Regions from separate parts of the Homo sapiens genome. Here region 2 is linked to region 1. A link is a loop called in an ENCODE intact Hi-C map of the cell type or tissue named here. Cell type or tissue: ovary. All regions are shown on one strand. Each heading gives the region's core, and the rest is flanking DNA. Links, peaks and the distances in the headings are about the cores only.

Evidence for each region. Peaks named below come from ENCODE experiments on the same cell type or tissue, not always from the same donor. Only the 100,000 strongest peaks of a DNase experiment are listed, where the experiment ranks them.
Region 2: a loop joins it to region 1, with 3 times the contacts of the local background. A loop is called at or near these places in 106 of 110 quality-filtered maps.

The regions. Positions count from the first base shown.
Region 1 is chr2:38,731,785-38,742,607 of GRCh38, forward strand. GALM (galactose mutarotase) reads left to right here. Exons shown (of 7, transcript NM_138801.3): 6 at 1-125; 7 at 1,704-2,981. The coding sequence ends at 1,781. It overlaps LOC124905993 (a long non-coding RNA gene), which reads right to left and starts at 1,766. Exons shown (of 3, transcript XR_007086292.1): 1 at 1,682-1,766. RefSeq lists a silencer at 9,054-9,226. In ovary, for the core only: no CTCF peak of the experiment used is centred there; a DNase peak (open chromatin) is centred at 5,658.
Region 2 is chr2:38,577,003-38,585,002 of GRCh38, forward strand. It overlaps HNRNPLL (heterogeneous nuclear ribonucleoprotein L like), which reads right to left. Exons shown (of 13, transcript NM_138394.4): 4 at 6,839-6,924; 5 at 5,070-5,166; 6 at 4,911-4,983; 7 at 459-530. Among named protein-coding and RNA genes, the nearest start is that of HNRNPLL, 22 kb to the right of the region's middle. In ovary, for the core only: a CTCF peak has its summit at 4,731 (motif pointing right); a DNase peak (open chromatin) is centred at 4,675; H3K27ac peaks cover 419 bases.

The DNA of each region.
Region 1 (10,823 bases), core at 1,270-9,269:
CCGGGGTCCAGTTTTACACGGGCAACTTCCTGGATGGCACATTAAAGGGCAAGAATGGAGCTGTCTATCCCAAGCACTCCGGTTTCTGCCTGGAGACTCAGAACTGGCCTGATGCAGTCAATCAGGTAATGCCACAGGCTGGCTTTTCAGAGTAGAGTTGTGTCCAAGGTCACACTGTACGACAGAGTTCACTACACTCGAATCAGCTTGTATGATTCAAAAGTTCATGCTTTGTTTGTTTGGTTTGTTTTTTGAGACAGAGTCTCACTCTTGTCGCCTAGGCTGTAGTGCAGTGGCACGATCTCAGCTCACTGCAACCTCCGCCTCCTGGGCACGATCTCAGCTCACTGCAACCTCCGCCTCCTGGGTCCAAGCGATTCTCCTGCCCCAGCCTTCCAAGTAGCTAGGATTACAGGCGCCTACCACCATGCCTGCTTAATTTTTGTATTTTTAGTAGAGACAGGGTTCCACCATGTTGGCCAGGCTGGTCTCAAAACCCCTGACCTCAGGTGATCCACCTGCCTTGGCCTCCCAAAGTGCTAGGATTATAGGCGTGAGCCACTGTGCCCGGCTCAAAAGTTCATGCTTATTCTCTTCTGCAAGTCACAGAAAACCCATAGCCAAGCTACTAACATGGGATTTACATGGTTTTAAGAAAGCTGAAATTTTGTACCTTCAAAGCCTTTATCCAGTTTGTTTCTCCTTAACAATACCTTCTCGTTTTCTGCAGCCACACTTAAGGAGAGCTTCCATATCGTCTCCTCCTATGTGCTCCCTCATAACTTTCTTTTCTGGTTGTTACCCAGAGCAGTACTCCTGAAAGTGCCAGCCCACAATAAGAAGCTTGCACCTTGGGCTGGGCAAGGTGGCTCATGCCTGTAATCCCAGCACTTTGGGAGGCTGAGGCGGGAGGATTGCTTGAGCCTGAGATTGAGGCTAACCTGGGCAACACAGGGAGACCCCATCTTTACAGATTATTAGAAAAATTAGCCAGGTGTGGTAGTGCACACCTGTGGCCCCAGCTACTTGGGAGGCTGAGGTGGGAGGATCCCTGAGCCTGGGAGGTCAAGGCTGCAGTGAGCCATGATCACACCACTGCACTCCAGCCTGTGCAACAGAATGAGACCCTGTCTTTAAAAAAAAAAAAAAAAAAGGGCCAGGTGCGGTGGCTCACACCTGTAATCCCAGCACTTTGAGAGTCTGAGGCAGGTGTATCACTTGAGGTCAGGAGTTCGAGACCAGCCCGGTCAACATGACAAAACCCTGTCTCTAGTAAAAATAAAAAAATTATCTGGGCATGGTGGCAGGTGCCTGTGATCCCAGCTACTCTGGAGGCTGAGGCAGGAGAATCGCTTGAACCCAGGAAGCGGGGTTTGCAGTGAGCTGAGATCGCCCCACTGCACTCCAGCCTGGGCAACAGAGCAAGACTCCATCTCAAAAAAAAAAAAAAAAAGCCTACACCTTACACCAGATTATAGATCAACACACTGCTTCCCTTCATCAGGAAAGCCTTCCTTTAACAAAGTGTGCTTTTTTCACTCTGATTAAAGTTCTTTATCTCACTATGAACCAATCATAAACAGTTCCCGCACTGGCAGCCATCCACAGAGCACTGGTCTAGAAGCCCGTCCAGAAGCACACCCAAATGGTTAATGTTGCAGCCTGCGGTGTCAAGCATCACCTGTGTTGTTTCCCCTTCACAGCCCCGCTTCCCTCCTGTGCTGCTGAGGCCTGGTGAGGAGTATGACCACACCACCTGGTTCAAGTTTTCTGTGGCTTAAGGAAGTGTGAAGATATGATCCAGTCCAGGGCTAGGCTCAGCCACCTGTCTCCTGTCCAGAAAAAAGGTGAAGATTAAGAAGCTTTCAGAATGATTCTATGGATTAAAATCATACAAATGGTGGCTGTTCTGAGAATCAGTCTGGGTATTGATTTCCTTTTCCAGTGACTGGCTCCAGGCCATGTCTAATGACCAGCTCGATTCCCTGTGCAGTTCAGAGGGCAAGTGAACCCAACCAACAATGTCGTCATCTAAGCCCTGACCCTAGCCAGGGACTCCCATGCTGCTGTTGGCTCCATCTCTCCACACTGCCTCTTTCTTTTCAACTTTTTGCCCTTCCTTTCTTTAAAGCTATTCTCACATTGCTTTTATTTCCTCCTCCTTCACCTCCAACCACTGTCAGCAGCACTCTGGAGTTTTCAAATGTCACATTAGCCTCACCCTGCATGCTAGGAGATGGACCTGTCTCTATACAGCAGTAGATGATTGATAAGTGAGGAAACTGAGGCTTACAGAGGTTGAAGACCAACAAGCTAATAAATAAAAAGTTGAGGCCGGGCACGGTGGCTCACGCCTGTAATCCCAGCACTTTGGAAGGCCGAGGCAGGCGGATCACGAGGTCAGGAGATCGAGACCATCCTGGCTAACACGGTGAAACCCCGTCTCTACATAAAAAATTAGCTGGGTGTGGTAGCACGCACCTGTAGTCCCAGCTACTTGGGAGGCTGAAGCAGGAGAATCGCTTGAACCTGGGAGGTGGAGGTTGCAGTGAGCCGAGATCATGCCACTGCACTGGGCAACAGAGCAAAACTCGATCTCAAAAAAAAAAAAAAAAAAAAGGAAAAAAAAGCAGCTCTCTCTCTCGGGAGAGGGAGGGGACTTCCGAGAGGAAAAGGCCTGCAAGAGCCTTTGGGTTAACTGAGAAAGCACAGCCCGGCCAACGCTTGGGAAGAAAGACAGGCAAGCACTGGAAACAGGAGCTATTAGGGTGAGGAGAGAGCCTTGCCTTTCACAGCACAGTGAGGATGACATTGCACCAGGGACAGAGATTGTATGTGACAAGGCTGGGGCTCCTTCTTTCCTAGACAATCAAAGTATCAGTGATGGGTTTTGGTTGGTGATTTTGAAAAAAAAAAAAAAAAGTATGTTATACTAGTGTATGCTGTACTGAATTGAAATAAAACCAAAATCTGCATCTTCAGAAGACTTGTTCCTTTACTCAGCTTGAAATCTCTCAGGCGTGGACCTTTGGGAAATGGACCAAGAATATGGGTGTGTTCTGGATTCTACTTTGCCCTCCAGTGGGAGCCCTGGCATTTTCCTACCTAACAGTTAGGAAAGCTATCTCAGTGGAAGTAGCTTTCCACACCTCCTCTTTCTTTGTAACCGATAATAAACCAAAGATCTTGTTTATTTTTTAATTCACTTCAGCATGGATTTTTCTGAGCACCTGCTCTGTACACAGCCCTCTGCTGGGTCTGTGAAGGGATTCAGGTCAGGTGTGATGCTGCCCACAGCAGCCAGTCAGGTGAGGTACATGCTCAGTTGTCTTCTCACTGGTGAGGTTAACTTTGGTGACTTGAGCAAGATGCTGCCTGCAGATCTCTCCACTCTTATTAAAGTTACCAATATATACATTAGCCAAGAGGCCTCAGAGGTGAACTATTAAGCTGACTGCAACCTAGCTACCAATTTGATTATTAAATTGTTCGACGCAGGGTTCTCATACTCTAGGTGCCAGCAATCATTTAGGAAATCCCAGAGAAGAAGAGAATGAACATTTTCTTATTCACAAGTGTAGAGTTGCCAGTTGCCCCTGCTTTCTGTATCCTGACCAAAAGTCACAGAGTGCCTTGACCTTTGTCACCTAGCCAGCTGCAGATTTTTCCTAGCAGGCTTGAACCCAAACCGGGCCTTGAACATTCCCAGGCACTGATAAATCTGTCTAGGTTGTTCCCTAAAACACTAAAAGAAACTGGCACTGGGCCGGGCGCAGTGGCTCACGCCTGTAATCCCAACACTTTGGGAGGCCGAGGCGGGTGGATCACCTGAGATCAGGCATTCAAGACCAGCCTGGCCAACATGGTGAAACCCCGTCTCAACTAAAAAAAAAAAAAAAAATACAAAAAAATTAGCTGGGCATGGTGGCGGGTGCCTGTAATCTCAGTTAGTCGGGAAGCTGAAGCAGGAGAATTGCTTAAGCCCAGGAGGCGGAGGTTGCAGTGAGCCAAAATCATGCCATTGCACTCCAGCCTGGGTCACAGCAAGACTCTCATTGCACTCCAGCCTGGGTGACAGCAAGACTCTGTCTCAAAAAAAAAAAAAAAAAAAAAGAAAAAGAAAAAAGAAACTGGCTCTGGCCCTGAGCCAAATTCCTTTAACTGTCATAGAAACTCCCTCACTGCTGATATACCTGGGCAGAACACCCCTTTTCTCTCTCAACCATTGCTGCAGCACTCTGTAAGGAAGTTCCTCTAATAAATGCTTTGGATTGATCACCCTGGCGCTTAGAGCTTCTTTCTTTGAAATCCCAGCCGGCCCTATCTCGAGATAGTTTGGATCACTCCCTGATGGGGTCTCCCCTGCTGCCACTATGGGGGCGATTCCAGCCCTGGATCCACTGAGACAAAACAAAGAAATGTAACAACTACAAACTAGTTCTTAATGTAATGGCCTCTAGGTTTGAGAATGCCAAATTAATTAATTAATTAGCCAAATACTTTGTTTTCTTCTGTCCAAAAAGATTATTGTTTTTATAAGAAGCCAAGTCTACAGTAGTCCAAGTAAGGATATTCATTGCCTGTAGGGCAGCTGAAATAAGTTACTGGCCTTTAAATTAATGGTGTTTATAAAAGCAAGTAAAAAAGGCGGCCAGGCGCTGTGGCTCACATCTGTAATCCCAGCACTTTGGGAGGCCAAGGTGGGTGGATTGCCTGAGGTCAGGAGTTTGAGACCAGTCTGGCCAACCAGGTGAAACCTGGTTTGAGACCAGTCTGGCCAACCGTCTCTACTAATAATACAAAAAAATTAGCTGGGCGTGGTGGCATGCACCTGTAATCCCAGCTACTCAGGAGGCTGAGAGAGGGAAATTGCTTGAACCAGGGAAGTGGAGGTTGGAGTGAGCCGAGATCTCGCCACTGCACTCCAGCCTGGGCGACAGAGCGAGACTCTGTCTTAAAAAAAAAAAAGGCTACATTTGTCACACCATGCATCTGAGGGAAGCAAAAATTTAGAGAAACTCTTTTTGTGGCAGCAACCAATCTGTCCTTTTTCATGAAACACATAACTTTGCTTGAGAAGCCCTTCCATGTGCTTATAAGACATAGATTGTGACATGTGACAGCATGTCAGCATAATTGGGTGATTTTATGATAAAATCGCTGAAGGCCCCAGCAAGAAGTAAAATTTTAGAAGGTGCTGGACGCGGTGGCTCACGCCTGTAATCCCAGCAGTTTGGGAGGCCAAGGCGGGTGGATCACTAGGTCAGGAGTTCAAGACCAGCCTGGCCAAGATGGTGAAATCCCGTCTCTACTAAAAACACAAAAATTAGCCAGGCATGGTGGCAGGTGCCTGTAATCCCAGCTACTCAGGAGGCTGAGGCAGATAACTGCTTGAACCTGCGAAGCGGAGGTTGCAGTGAGCCTAGATTGCACCACTGCACTCCAGCCTGGGTTACAGAGCAAGACTGTCTCAAAAATAAAAAATTGTACAAGGTGAGATGTCATATTAAAATAATTACACAAACACTGCTGTGAAGACTAAGATGTCATGCTGTGGAGGTGGAACTGGAGAGTTTACGAAAAGTAGAACATGGAAAAAAATGCAGGACTACCAGCACAGGGCAGGAAGGAAGCTCAGCATGTGTCCTGGTCCCCGGCCAGTTCCCATTTTCACTCTTAACCATTTTAAGCAATTGGATCACCAGTTTTCAAGAGGCTGTTTGGACAGGAGTGCAATCCTTTCCCAATCAAGGCATTTCCTGCTTAACTCAGTTACGCAGATCATCATTAAAGTCTCGTGCTTTGGGCAGCACTTCCAGCTACAGTCAGGCAAGGACGTCAGCAAATCCTCTCCTTATTATAGTTCGAGCAATTAAAATGCTGAAAAAATTGGACGAAACATTTTTTTTGTTGTTTATAGAGATGGGGGGTCTTACTATGTTGCCCAGGTTGGTCTTGAATTCCTGCCCTCAAGCAATCCCCCCTCCAGCCTCAGCCTCCTAAGTACCTGCAACTATAAGCACGCACCACTACTCCCAGCTCAAAACAATTTTGGTGTTCTGGAAACAGACATAAAACCTTCCAGTCTGAGATATGTTGTCTGAAAAACTACTGAGCTTTGAGTAGGAATAGTGGGAGTCTGTAGTGTTCTTGCCTGGGGCTGTTCGTATCCCCCTCACTCCTCCAACTCAGTAATTGTGAAGGTTCTGCTGAGGCAAAACAGAACATGAGGACAAGCAAGCAGCTGTGGTTGAAAGAGGGTTTACTCCATTTGGAGGTGTGAGTGGCAGCCATACCCAAACCATCATCAATGGAAGTAACAATCCCAGTGCTGTGCAGGCAGGGAGGGCTTATGGCTCTACTGGCCTGAGGTTGCAGTCGTGGCTGCAAGCAGATTTTTGGCTGATCGGAGGCTGGGTACATGTGCAACAGAGATGAAGGGCTCAACAAAAAGTAAAACTTAAGATAGACTTGAAAGCAGCCTGAATATTAAAATTACTCACCTACCTACACAAAGATCCATCAGCAGAGGACAGAAGTCTGACTGGTTGAGGTGTCAGCACAAACTCTCCAGAAAGTGGCTGCCCCCTAAGCTGTGCAGACACAAGGCAACCCCCTAGAATTTTAAAATAAGCATAAGAAGCTGGGCATAGGGGTTCATGCCTGTAGTCCCAGCTACTCAGGAGGCTGAGACAGGAGGCTTGTTTGAGCCCAGGAGTTCAAGACTATAGTATACTATGATCCCACCTGTGAATAGCCAACTGCACTGCAGCCTGGACAACACAGGGAGACTGTCTTTTAAAAGATAAACACAAGAATGTTGAAAACAAAAACAAAAACAAAAAAACTGGAGATTATAAAAAGGAATCAAGTAGGCTGGGGCCAATGGCTCACGCCTGTAATCCCAGCACTCTGGGAGCCCGAGGCAGGCAGATCACCTGAGGCCAGAAGTTTGAGACCAGCCTGGCCAACATGGCAAAACCCAATCTGTACTAAAAATGCAAAAATTAGCTAGGTGTGGTGGTGCACACCTGTAATCCCAGCCACTTGGGAGGCTGAGCCAGGAGAATTGCTTGAACCTGGGAGGCGGAGGTTGCAGTAAGCTGAGATCATGCCACTGCACTCCATCCTGGGTGACAGAGTGAGACACTACCTCAAAAAAAAAAAAAAGGGAATCAAGTAGAAGTTTGTTGAAAACAGTATAATGATGCATAAGAAGTTAACTAGAGAGGCCAGGCACAATGGCTCACACCTGTAATCCCAGCACTTTGGGAGGCTGAGGTGGGCGGATCACTTGAGGACAGTAATTCAAGACCAGCCTGGTCAACCTGGTGAAACCCCATCTCTACTAATACTACAAAAATTAGCCAGGCATCACCATGTGCCTGTGCCTGTAATACTGGGAGGCTGAGGCACGAGAATCACTTGAACCCGGGAGGCAGAGGTTGCAGTGAGCCAACATCACGCCACTGCACTCCAGCCTGGGCAACACAGTGAAACTGTCTCAAAAAAAAACAAAACAAAACAAAAAAAAAGTTAACTAGAGAGAGTCAGAAGTAGATTTGAGACAGCAGAAGAAAGAGTAAGTGAACTTGAAGGTAGATTAATAGGAATTATTCAACCTGAAAAACAGAAAAGAGATTGAAGAAAACTGAACAGAACCTCAGAGACCTGTGAGAAAACAAGCACATGAGCGTATGAGTAATGGGAGTCCAAAGAGAGGGACAAAAAAAAATAATGGCAAAAAACTTCCAAATTTGATGAAAACCAATTATCTATAAATCTAAGAAGCTCAACAAACTTCAAGAATAGAGATTCCCATCTAGATACACCAAACTGTTGATACATTTAAACTGCTGAATGTCAAAAGCAAACAAAATTTGAAAGCAGCAGGAGAAAAATGACTCCTCGCTACAGGGGACCACCAGCACCAGTACAATTAACAGCTGACTTCTCATCTGGAACAATGGAGCCCAGAATGCCGTGGAATGACATGGTCAAAGTGCTTCAAAACCAGAGATTCAATTATCACCCAGAACTATCCTTCAAAAGCAAAGGTGAAATAAAGACTAGGGAATTCATTGCTAGCAAGCCTGCCTTATGAGAAATACTAGAGGAAGTCCTCCATACTGAAATTACACCAGAATCCATGGAAAGAAATAAAGAAGATCAGAAATAGTAAATATATGGATTAATAAGACATTGTATTTTTTCATTTATTCTCTTAAAAGACATAAGATTAGCCGGGCATGGTGGCTCACGCCTGTAATCCCAGCACTTTGGGAGGCTGAGGCAGGTGGATCACAAGGTCAAAAGATCAAGACCATCCTGGCCAACATGGTGAAACCCTGTCTCTACTAAAATTACAAAAATTAGCTGGGCATGGTGGCACGTGCCTGTAGTCCCAGCTACTCAGGAGGCTGAGGCAGGAGGACTGCTTGAACCCAGGAGGCAGAGGTTGCAGTGAACCAATATCATGCCACTGCACTCCAGCCTGGCAACAGAGTGAGACTCCGTCTCAAAAAAAAAAAAAAAAAAAAGACGTTAAGATTACACAAAGCAATACTTGTAACACAGTAGTATCAAGTTTAGAATACATAAATATAGCATAAAAGAGGGAAGAGTAAAAGGAAACAGCATTGGAGTGTAATTTCTATATTTTACCAGAGTATTAATCAGAACTAGATTGTGGTAAGATTCAACCACTAACTAAAAAATAGTTTTAAAAAATCAAGAGGAATTAAGTAACACACTTAATTTTTTATACTAAAAAAAATATTTAGGCCAGACATGGTGGCTCATGCCTATAATCCCACCACTTTGGGAGGTCGAGGCGGGTGGATCACCTGAGCTCAGGGGTTTGAAACCAGCCTGGCCAACGTGGTGAAACCCCATCTCTACTAAAAATACAAAATTAGCCGGGCGTGGTGGCTCACACCTGTAATCCCAGCACTTTGGGAGGCTGAGGTGGGTGGATCACCTGAGGTCGGGAATTTGAGACCAGCCTGATCAACATGGAGAAACCCCGTCTCTACTAAAAATACAAAATTAGCCAGGGGTGGTGACACATGCCTATAATCCTAACTACTCAAGAGGCTGAGGCAGGAAAATAGCTTGAACCCGGGAGGTGGAAGTTGCGGTGAGCGAAATCGCGCCACTGCACTCCAGGCTGAGCAACAAGAGCAAAACTCTGTCTCAAAAAAAAAAAAAAAAAATTCTGAATAGAATGTTAACTTTTTTTTAAAGATGATTATTTCTTTGAGCACAGCGACCTCTACTGGTACTAATATAAATTAAAATGCAGTTTCTGTTTTTTTCAGTTTCCTTTCCAGCATGGGATCATTTGGAGACAGAGAAACCTAGAGGACAATAGCAGAATCCTTTGATTCACATGTGAGTGCTGCTACTTCCTTATTATAGTAGAATAAACCAGGCCAATCTTCCAATAACTAACACCACTTCCAGAGCAGTGGTTTTCAATTCTGGTTGCGTATTAGAAGAACCAGGGGAGAAGCGAGGCACTGTGGCTCACACCTGTAATCCTAGCACTTACGGAGGCCAAGGCCGGTGGAATGCTTAAGCCCAGGAGTTTGAGACCCACCTAAGCAACATGGTGAAACCCCATCTTTAAGAAAAAAATACAAAAATTAGCTGGGTGTGGTGACATGTGCCTGTAGTCCCAGCTACTCAGGAGGCAGAGGCAGGAGGATCACCTGAGCCCAGGAAGTCAAGGCAGCGATCATGCCACTGCACTCCAGCCTGGGTGACAGATGCTGTCTCAGAAATCACCAGGTGAAATTTTTACATTAATACCCAGGCTTCACCCTCAGTGATTCTTTCATTTGAATGTCTTTAAGCACCCTGGGTGATTTTAGTCTGCAACTAGCAATCAGAACCACTACCCTAGAGTAAAAGCTTTCCCTAGTATGGTCTCATTCATCCATTTTACGGTAAGTCCGTAAATGCGTTTGGCTAGAATTTGCCCCCGAGCTTCACAAAGCACTTCAAGGAAAGAGTCCTGGATAAGTCAGGCTTCCCAGACCAAAAGTCTATCTTGGTAAGGCCCTGGCAACTCTACAAATAATCTTGGTACCCAAGATCTCCAGAGATAAAATTGTTTTGAAAGTTGTAAAGTTGAAGACACATATCTAAACCAGGGGCTGGCAAATATTGTCTGTAAAATGAAAAGGAGAGTAGATTTTACAGGCTTTGTTGGACTTTGTCACAACCACTCAACTCCACTACTGTTAGCACAAAAACAGTGACAGCCCATAAGCAAACAAGTCATAGCTGTTTCCATAAAACTTTATAAACACTACAATTTAAATTTCACACAACTTACATATGTCATAAAATGTTACAATTTTTATTCTTTTTCAACCACTTCAAAATGTAAAACAGCCGGGAATGGTGGCTCATGCCTGGAATCCCAGCACTTTGGGAGGCCAAAATGGGAGGATCACTTAAGCCCAGGAGTCCAAGAACAGCCTGGGCAACAAGGCGAGATCTCTACTAAAAATTAAAAAAAAAAATAGCCGACTGTGGTGGTGCAAGTCTGTAGTCCCAGCAACTCGGGAGACTGAGGTGGCAGAATCACTTGAGCCCAGGAGTTCAGAGGCTGCAGTAAGCTGATTGTACCATGGCACTCCAGCCTGTGTGACAGAGAACCTGCCTCAAAAAAAATATGCTGAGGCCAGGCGCGGTGGCTCACGCCTGTAATCCCAGCACTTTGGGAGGCCGAGGCAGACAGATCACCAAAGGTCAGGGTTCAAGGCCAGCCTGCCCAGCATGGCAAAACCCTGTCTCTACTAAAAGTACAAATT
Region 2 (8,000 bases), core at 1-8,000, 160 kb before region 1:
ACCAAAATACTAGCTACAGAACTATAAGGTGAGTCTAACCAGAAGCATGTTTCCTTTTTGACAAATACCCTATTCTTTCTGCCTTTATTACTCAAAATTCCTCTTTGTTGCTAATTGCTGGAATGAAAGAAAATACACTTACTGAACAATAATTCTTCTTTCTGGTCCTCTTACAAGCCAGAACCCATTAAAAATCAAAACCAAACCAAAATATAATGGCAAAAAAGTATTCAATCCCCAACTAGTAGCTCTCACTTATCTCAAGGATTTTTTTTAAATCATTATCCTAAGAAAACAAATTTTGGACAACTCCTGGGAGTACATTACAAGGGACTGATCCCATATAAACCGAGGCAGATACGCAGGAAAAATAGACAAGAAATGTGCCATACTTCATCAGAAATGCAGCAAGTCAAACAGTTCATCTATACTACCTTCTTTCTACCTTGACAACTTACCATAGCCATCATGTCTAAACGAAGAAGGGTGTTCTCCCAAAATGGCTTGTCTCTGGCGACCCTTTCCTCTATCTGACACAAAAGTAGAAACATGGTTTTAACAATTTTGACCCAAGTACTTAATGGAGTTCTCAGATGGGAAACACCCATTCAAAACATCCAATACAACAATTCATAAAAGAAATACGATTCCTGGTTAACTTTAAACATCCATTCATATCCAATTTAAACACAACACCAAGAGTGTAAAAAATTAATTCCATCTAACAAATTCCACTTAACTTGAATATATCTTTTTGGCAAATGCCAAATACAATCACACTTTCAAATTTAAGGAAGAATGGATACTTTTCAGAAAGTGAATGTACACAATGCTAGAAGTTTGACACTGTACAGAAGTTTTTACCAATACATGTCTTTAAAACAAGCTTTAAGTGCAGTACTTTTGAAAGACAGTACCTGAATCATACTATTAGCTTCAACAGCAACACATTTTCAAAGTGGGCTTCTTTCAAGAAGTTTCAGCATAAGCCAACAACAACCTGTATTACATGGTTTCACAATCAGTAAACACAGAGTATTTTATAAGTATATGCACATATTTACAAACACCTGACTTGAGAGCTGAAAATGTTCACATCACTGACTCATATTATATCATGAATAGGTCATTGTCTATTGACCATAACACCAGGTAGGACTATGAGCAACCCCAAACTTTAAAGATGCCAAGATAAAGCTAACCAAGGGGGCTACATTATTGGATGAGAATACTACAATACTCTAAAGGATAATTTTTATTCTAGCTACGTTTTCAGAAAAGGCATGCCAATTTTCCCAAATCTAATTAGAGACATCAACAAAAAAATTATTTATAAGTTTCTAAAATAGCACCTCCTATGTTAGTAAATTTTAAAAATCATTATACAATACTTTTAGAAAGTTTGCTGATGAAATTACAGTGCCCAATAAGATTTTTAAAAATATGTATCTCAAGACTCTGGTCATTCTAATCCTTGAAAATTCAGAGAGCCTTTACCTATATCCTTAGTCACCTAAACAAATGAGGTTTATGGGAGATGAGAAATACTTTAATTTTCACTTCAGTCTAGAGAAGTAGAGTTTTAATCACCTATTCCAAGTTATTGTGGCATTGAAAGGGACTGAGGCCATCTAGTTTAACTTTTACTCAATGTAAAAATTCTCTTTACATCATCTCTGTAAGTTGGGACCATTTAGCTTCTGCTTACCCAAAACCAATAATAAGATTTCCAGATAGCCCTAAATTGTGAGAAAATGAATTTTTATATTGTATAGAAATTGATCCTCTACCCATATTCTACCCCATTTAGGGCCTTACAGACTTAGTCGTTGGCCAAAACCTCTTCTAAATGCTCAAGAAGTTATTATGACTGTCCCCCCGACCCCATTTCCCCAAAGTCATTTCTTCTTCAATCCTAACATTCACAGTTCCTTCTACCACATGGCTTCTAACGTCTCTCATCACGCAAGTCTCACTCCTTTTGAGCCAATCTAGCCTACTAATCCATTCTGTTAATGTTCCTCTGCTTAAGCATACGCCATCAAACACTAAATACAAATCCTTATCTGACCTAGGAATCTTAAAACCACAACAACCATAATGTCTTCATGACTCAGTTTTATTGATACAGTTAACAGTGTGCTATAAAGGAAAGAGAACTGGGTTGGGAATCAGACGATTCCAACTTAAACCACTAATTTGCTGTATAGTCACAGAAACAATTTTCATTCATAAATGAAGGAGTTAGAGTAGATTATCTTCCAAGCTATCTTTCAGCCAAACATTCTCATTAATAATTCACTTCTAAATGACGAGTTAATGGGTGCAGCACACCAGCATGGCACATGTATACATATGTAACTAACCTGCACATTGTGCACATGTACCCTAAAACTTAAAGTATAATAATAATAAAATAAAATAAAATAATTAAAAAATTAATAATAATTCACTTCATTTGAAGTATTCACTGCGTAACAGGTCACGTAAAACAGAAGTGAGCAGAAAGTTGAACCCTAAATATATCAGTTTCTAAACAGTGGTAAGCTTTCCTAGAGTCAAATGATCTGATGGAAGCTGTGAACATTCTCCCCAAAAAGATGCACCTATCTACTACAGGTTCTAAGATTTCTGGAGGGGTTCCCTGGCGTCCTGGTTAGGGATTCTTTACACTAAAATGTAATTCAAGCTGAAAAGGGCTTTGAAAAAAGTGAGGGTATGTTTTTAAAAAAGTTTTTATTTTTTTTGGTTAAAAAAAAAAATGTTATGAAGGTCTTTATTTGGGGATAGCAACCTAACAGTTTCAATAGCTATCAATTTGAGTGCAAGCTAAGAGCTCTACAGAAACAAAAACATAAACTGTTATGGTCTCGCAAGACAAATATCTGTAAGGAATTAGAAAACAAAAAATTTTCCTTCAAAGCATAAACTAAAAACGTTTTACGTGCTTTAATTATATTTCACTATTCACATATATACCTTATACATTTCTAAACTTATCTGACTAGAATTATATGAAGAACTAACCTCAGCTGGCTTTGTGTAAACATCAGACCCTTTAAAAGAATAGATGTAAACACTATTAAAATAAGCTTATCTACACCTGTTTAAAGAGCCCCTGAGAAAAATGTAACCACAACTATTTCAAATGAGATTTTTTTAAAAAAACAAAACCGAGTGGTCAATAACTGTAAATTGACAGAAGTGAGACATTTCTCATCAACCACTTGTCCGGTTGTTTCAGTGCTAAGGATGTGCTTTCTAATACTGACATCAACTGTACCAACCCAAGGCCAGGCAGATTTCCATAAGTAGTGAAAAACATGGGGTCTAGCCAAAGCTGCATTACAAAACAAACCTATTTGCAATTTCATGCATAAGGCAAGATGATTTCCTGGGAATTGAGAGTTAAAGGAGCCAATCATCTAAAAGTCCTAAATATGCAAACATGCAAAAGATCAATCATCACATTGTCTTTTTCTTTTTGCTAGAGTACATGCACTATAGAGTACCCACTCCCCAAGGTATTTTGTATGCCATAAAATTTTTTTCTAGTTACTGACTTTTACAGACATACTCATCTTGAGCTTTTCCACCCTGTAGTTCAAACACTGATATTGTAGTTAAGATGTAGCCAATACTGCAGCCCCCTTGTTTTTACAAGATCCACATTTTAATTTGTATATTCCAGAATTGCCACACAGTTAGTTGAACAATTTTATCAGTCAAATTTATCCTCACGAAATCTAGCACTTATAGGTGAAGATGCATCCCAAATGAAATGCTCTTATTTTCAGATTTATCAAGTTTAAAGATATTCTATCTTGAACAGACATGTTACTTTCACCTACATTTGAAATGTCAAAATTTCTAGTTACACAAATTGACAGTGATAACCTTAAATTGTTACAAAAAGTGACAACTTATAAACAGCCACTTTACAAAAATCAAACCACACAGAAGAACGTCTTTCACATATAATGCACCTTTTCATTATGTTAGAATTTCTGTTCAGTGACCACAATTGAGAAAAAAACAAAAAATTTAAAAAGTAAACAATGCAGCAAGTGTGCACCTTTCTAATCCTTTTATTTTTCTATCTGTGTGGATTGGTTGAGCATTATCAATTCCCAAGACCTGTTAATAAACTGGTCCTGGTTATTTGCCAATTAACAATTTGAATCTAAGCTGCACACAGTCACAGTAATGGGCATTAAGATTTACAACATTGCAGATGAAGTCTAGTTTCCGTTAGTGGAAAGTCTTAAATTCTACAACTGAAACCTTAAGGGAAATCAGACCAATATATACATACAACTTGTATAAATGGGCACAGTCTATCATGGTGTTCATCCCATGCAATTCTGAAGTACTGTTAAGTGTCCTCCTTTAAAAACTTGGGGTGATGGTGCATGCAGTATGCAGTCAAGGTGAATTGCGAGTCTGAGTTTTTCAGAGGGCTTTTTGCTGATGCCGATGTTGTGCATGATGAAGTGTAGAGTCAGCCTGCTGGAGTCCTCTATCCTTCTTAATGCCTCGTCCAGCTTGGGGGAAAGTCCTTTCCATAGAGAAGCAGTGTGCAAGTTTGCAGTTTGTAAGGAATATTCTGAATCAGTTTCCTCTCCTCCAAAGAGAGAGAGCTGCTTGGAGAAATGCAAGTCCTTGAACTGCGGGCGTGCCTGAATGTGTGGGCTCCTTGTTGAACTAAATATAAATAGCTCAGTACATACCAGTAGGGGGCACTAATGTTCAAGGTTATTTTCCAGCATTACATGGCCTTTTGCAACAAAAGCATTCATCAACAAGGTTTTCATTTGAATTAACTAGCTCATCTCAGGAAAAAAGAATCTAACTGCATATAAAAATTTGTCAGCAGATCAAGTACATTCTAAAATGTATAAAATACCTACCTCGTCTTCCCAAATATGGTTTAGTGTAGTCCCAACTGTCATTGTCATTCCTAATAACATTTAGACGAGTTGGCTGTTAAGATTGAAAATAATGTAAGTTCAAACTGCATATCCAAAGCATAAATATTTCTTGGGTAGGGTGTTGAAAAAAATATTTACCCGTGCATATTCAATTTTTAGTGTGCAACATCCAGCATATATATCAGCTCCATTGAGTGCTGCTTTAGCTTTCTGGGCACAAAGGACTGATTCAAACATAAGCTCTATTAAGGAAATTCGGTTTAAGGTATCTGATACTTAATCATTATTCACTCCCAAAGGACAGGATTGAAAATAATCAGAAGTAGCTCTTTTACTTCTGGAAATGTTTTACCAATTTCAGGATGAATTTTAAGAGAATTTTTTGTTTTGTTTTGTTTTTGAGACGGAGTCTTGCTCTATCACCAGGAGTGCAGTGGCGCGACCTGGGCTCAATGCAACCTCCACCTCCCGGGTTCAAGCAATTCTCCTGCCTCAGCCTCCCAAGTAGCTGGGACTACAGGTGTGTGCCACCGCACCCGGCTAATTTTTAATTTTTTTAGTAGATACGGGGTTTCACCATGTTGACCAGGATTGTCTCGATCTCTTGACTTCGTGATCCGCCCGCCTCGGCCTCCCAAAGTGCTGGGATCACAGACGTGAGTCACTGCGCCTGGCCAGGAGAATTTATTTTTAAGATCAAGGGTGGCTGGGCACAGTTGCTCACGCCTGTAATCCCAGCACTTTGGGAGGCTGAACCAGGTGAACAGCCTGAGCTCAGGAGTTCGAGACCAGCCTGGCCAACATGGTGAAGCCCCATCTCTACTAAAAATACAAAAATTAGCTGGGTGTGGTGGCAGGTGCCTGTCATCCCAGCTACTTGGGAGGCTGAGACACGGGAATCACTTGACCACCCTGGGCAACAAAAAGCAAAACTCCATCTTAAAAAAAAAAAAAAAATCAAGGGTACCAAAGAAAACATAATACAACCGAACTATCTACCTTAATTCTTTTAGGTCATCATTAGTACTTTATAAATCGGAAAGCAGAGGAGATAATGGAGCATGGTCCCATTCCCTAGCAAAGGACAACTTGCAACCTTGAAACAGAAAAGATTTTACTCTTTAAGAAGAACATTACAAAGAGCCAAAGTAATACAAAACAAATACATGATTTTTACATATTTCTGAGAAGGCATAGTTTTATAATACTCTATCTAAAATTTTATCAGTTTTTAAAAAAATTACTTAAGTCCATAATCTTAAAAAAATAAAATCACAAAGGTATATAAGGTAAAAAAACAAAGATAAAACATAAGTCCCTTGCCAGAAGTAAGCACTATTAAAGCGTTTGCTGTATATCCCTACCTTCTTCTATGCATACACATGCACACGTAGGTTGGGGTTTTCTCTTTATTATTATTATTTAAGATGGGTCCAGCTTGGGGGAAAGTGTATTATCTATACTATTTTGTAACTTGCTCTTCTTACTCAATGTGTGACAAATTTAACATAAAGAAGTTTTTACATAAACCATTACCATTTTAAAGGTTCAATAAAAAAAGGTAAGATTTTACTGACTCTAAAGTTTTGGTACTTCCAAACTACTTTAAGAGGGAGTCAGAAAAGTTCACTTAGGATAAATTCCAAAATAGTACAAGTGTACATATCTTCAAATAGTGTTATTTAACAGCTTAAAAAGGAAGCACTAGATTGCTTTCTGGTAGCAAGTTATTCTTATCATAAATAGTAAAATTCCCTATGAGTACTGCAGTTTCATTTTTTAAAGCTAAGTCACGTAGATTTTTGTGAGAGGACAAAGTAAACACCACTTGTCTAGAAATGCTTAAGCCAGAAAAAATAAGATCCGTATGAATTACACATCAATAAAAATTTACAAATAAAGGATATTCAACCATTGCTTGTATCCCATTTCTCTTGAATATAACAATACGTTGCACTTTGCCAACAGGGTTGCATACAGTATATAAAACATCCTATGAAGGAAAAGAAAAAGATTTCTTCACACTTTACATCTGAAAAAACATTAAAGCTATACTTCGTTTTGTTTTACCTAAAAACTATCAACTGTCAAGATGTCATTTCTATTGATTAATAAAATTAATTCTTAAAATTATTACTTTTTTCTTGAGACAGGGTCTCACACTGTTGCCTAGGCTAGAGTGCAGTGGCACGATCACAGTTCCCTACAGCCCTGACTTCCCAGGCTGAAACGATCTCCCGCCTCAGCCTCCCGAGTAGCTGAGACTTCAAGGCATGCACCACCACACAAGGTTAATTTTTTCGTTTTTTGTAGAGACAGAGTCTCACTATGTTGTCCAGGCTGTCTCAAACTCCTGAGCTCAAGGGATCCTACTACCTCAGTCTCCTAAAGAACTAAGATTATAGGTATGAGCCACCATGCTGGCCTAAAATTATTATACTTTAATAAATCTTAAGGTATTTCTTCACCTACACAATACACCCACATTAAAGAAGTTCCAATGGAACATTTGGAAAGCACTGTCACCTATTTTATGTCCTAAATGAATCCTCAATTTTTATTTTCTTAACAGGTGACTAAAATAACTTCTGATGATATAAAATTAATAAACCAAAACTATAATCAATGAATATTTTTTCCAAATGTGACACTGAAATGTTTAATATTATAATCACTTGTGTTATAGTAATAAATATGTATTAAGAGATAATATTAGAACAACTCTGGTACTCATTTTTCAAGGGACAATGGCCATAAAGAAAAGACCCAAGGAAGACCATACAGTTACATGTCACTAAACAAGACGCCTGAGTCATCTAAGAATCTAAATACCTACTTAGGAGTAATTATTCAACTATCAAGAAATTTCTTGAGCATCTATAATTTACACAGCTGCATTGTTACACACCAGAGATATAACAAAAAACAGAGTACCTACACTAGATTAGTTACATGTTTTCCCAACACCGAATATTATAAATATATTACTATATATTAATAAGTCTATATTTAAAATACAAAATGTCTAATTAAATCTAAAGAATATCTTATGCTTTAAGTTTATGTCCC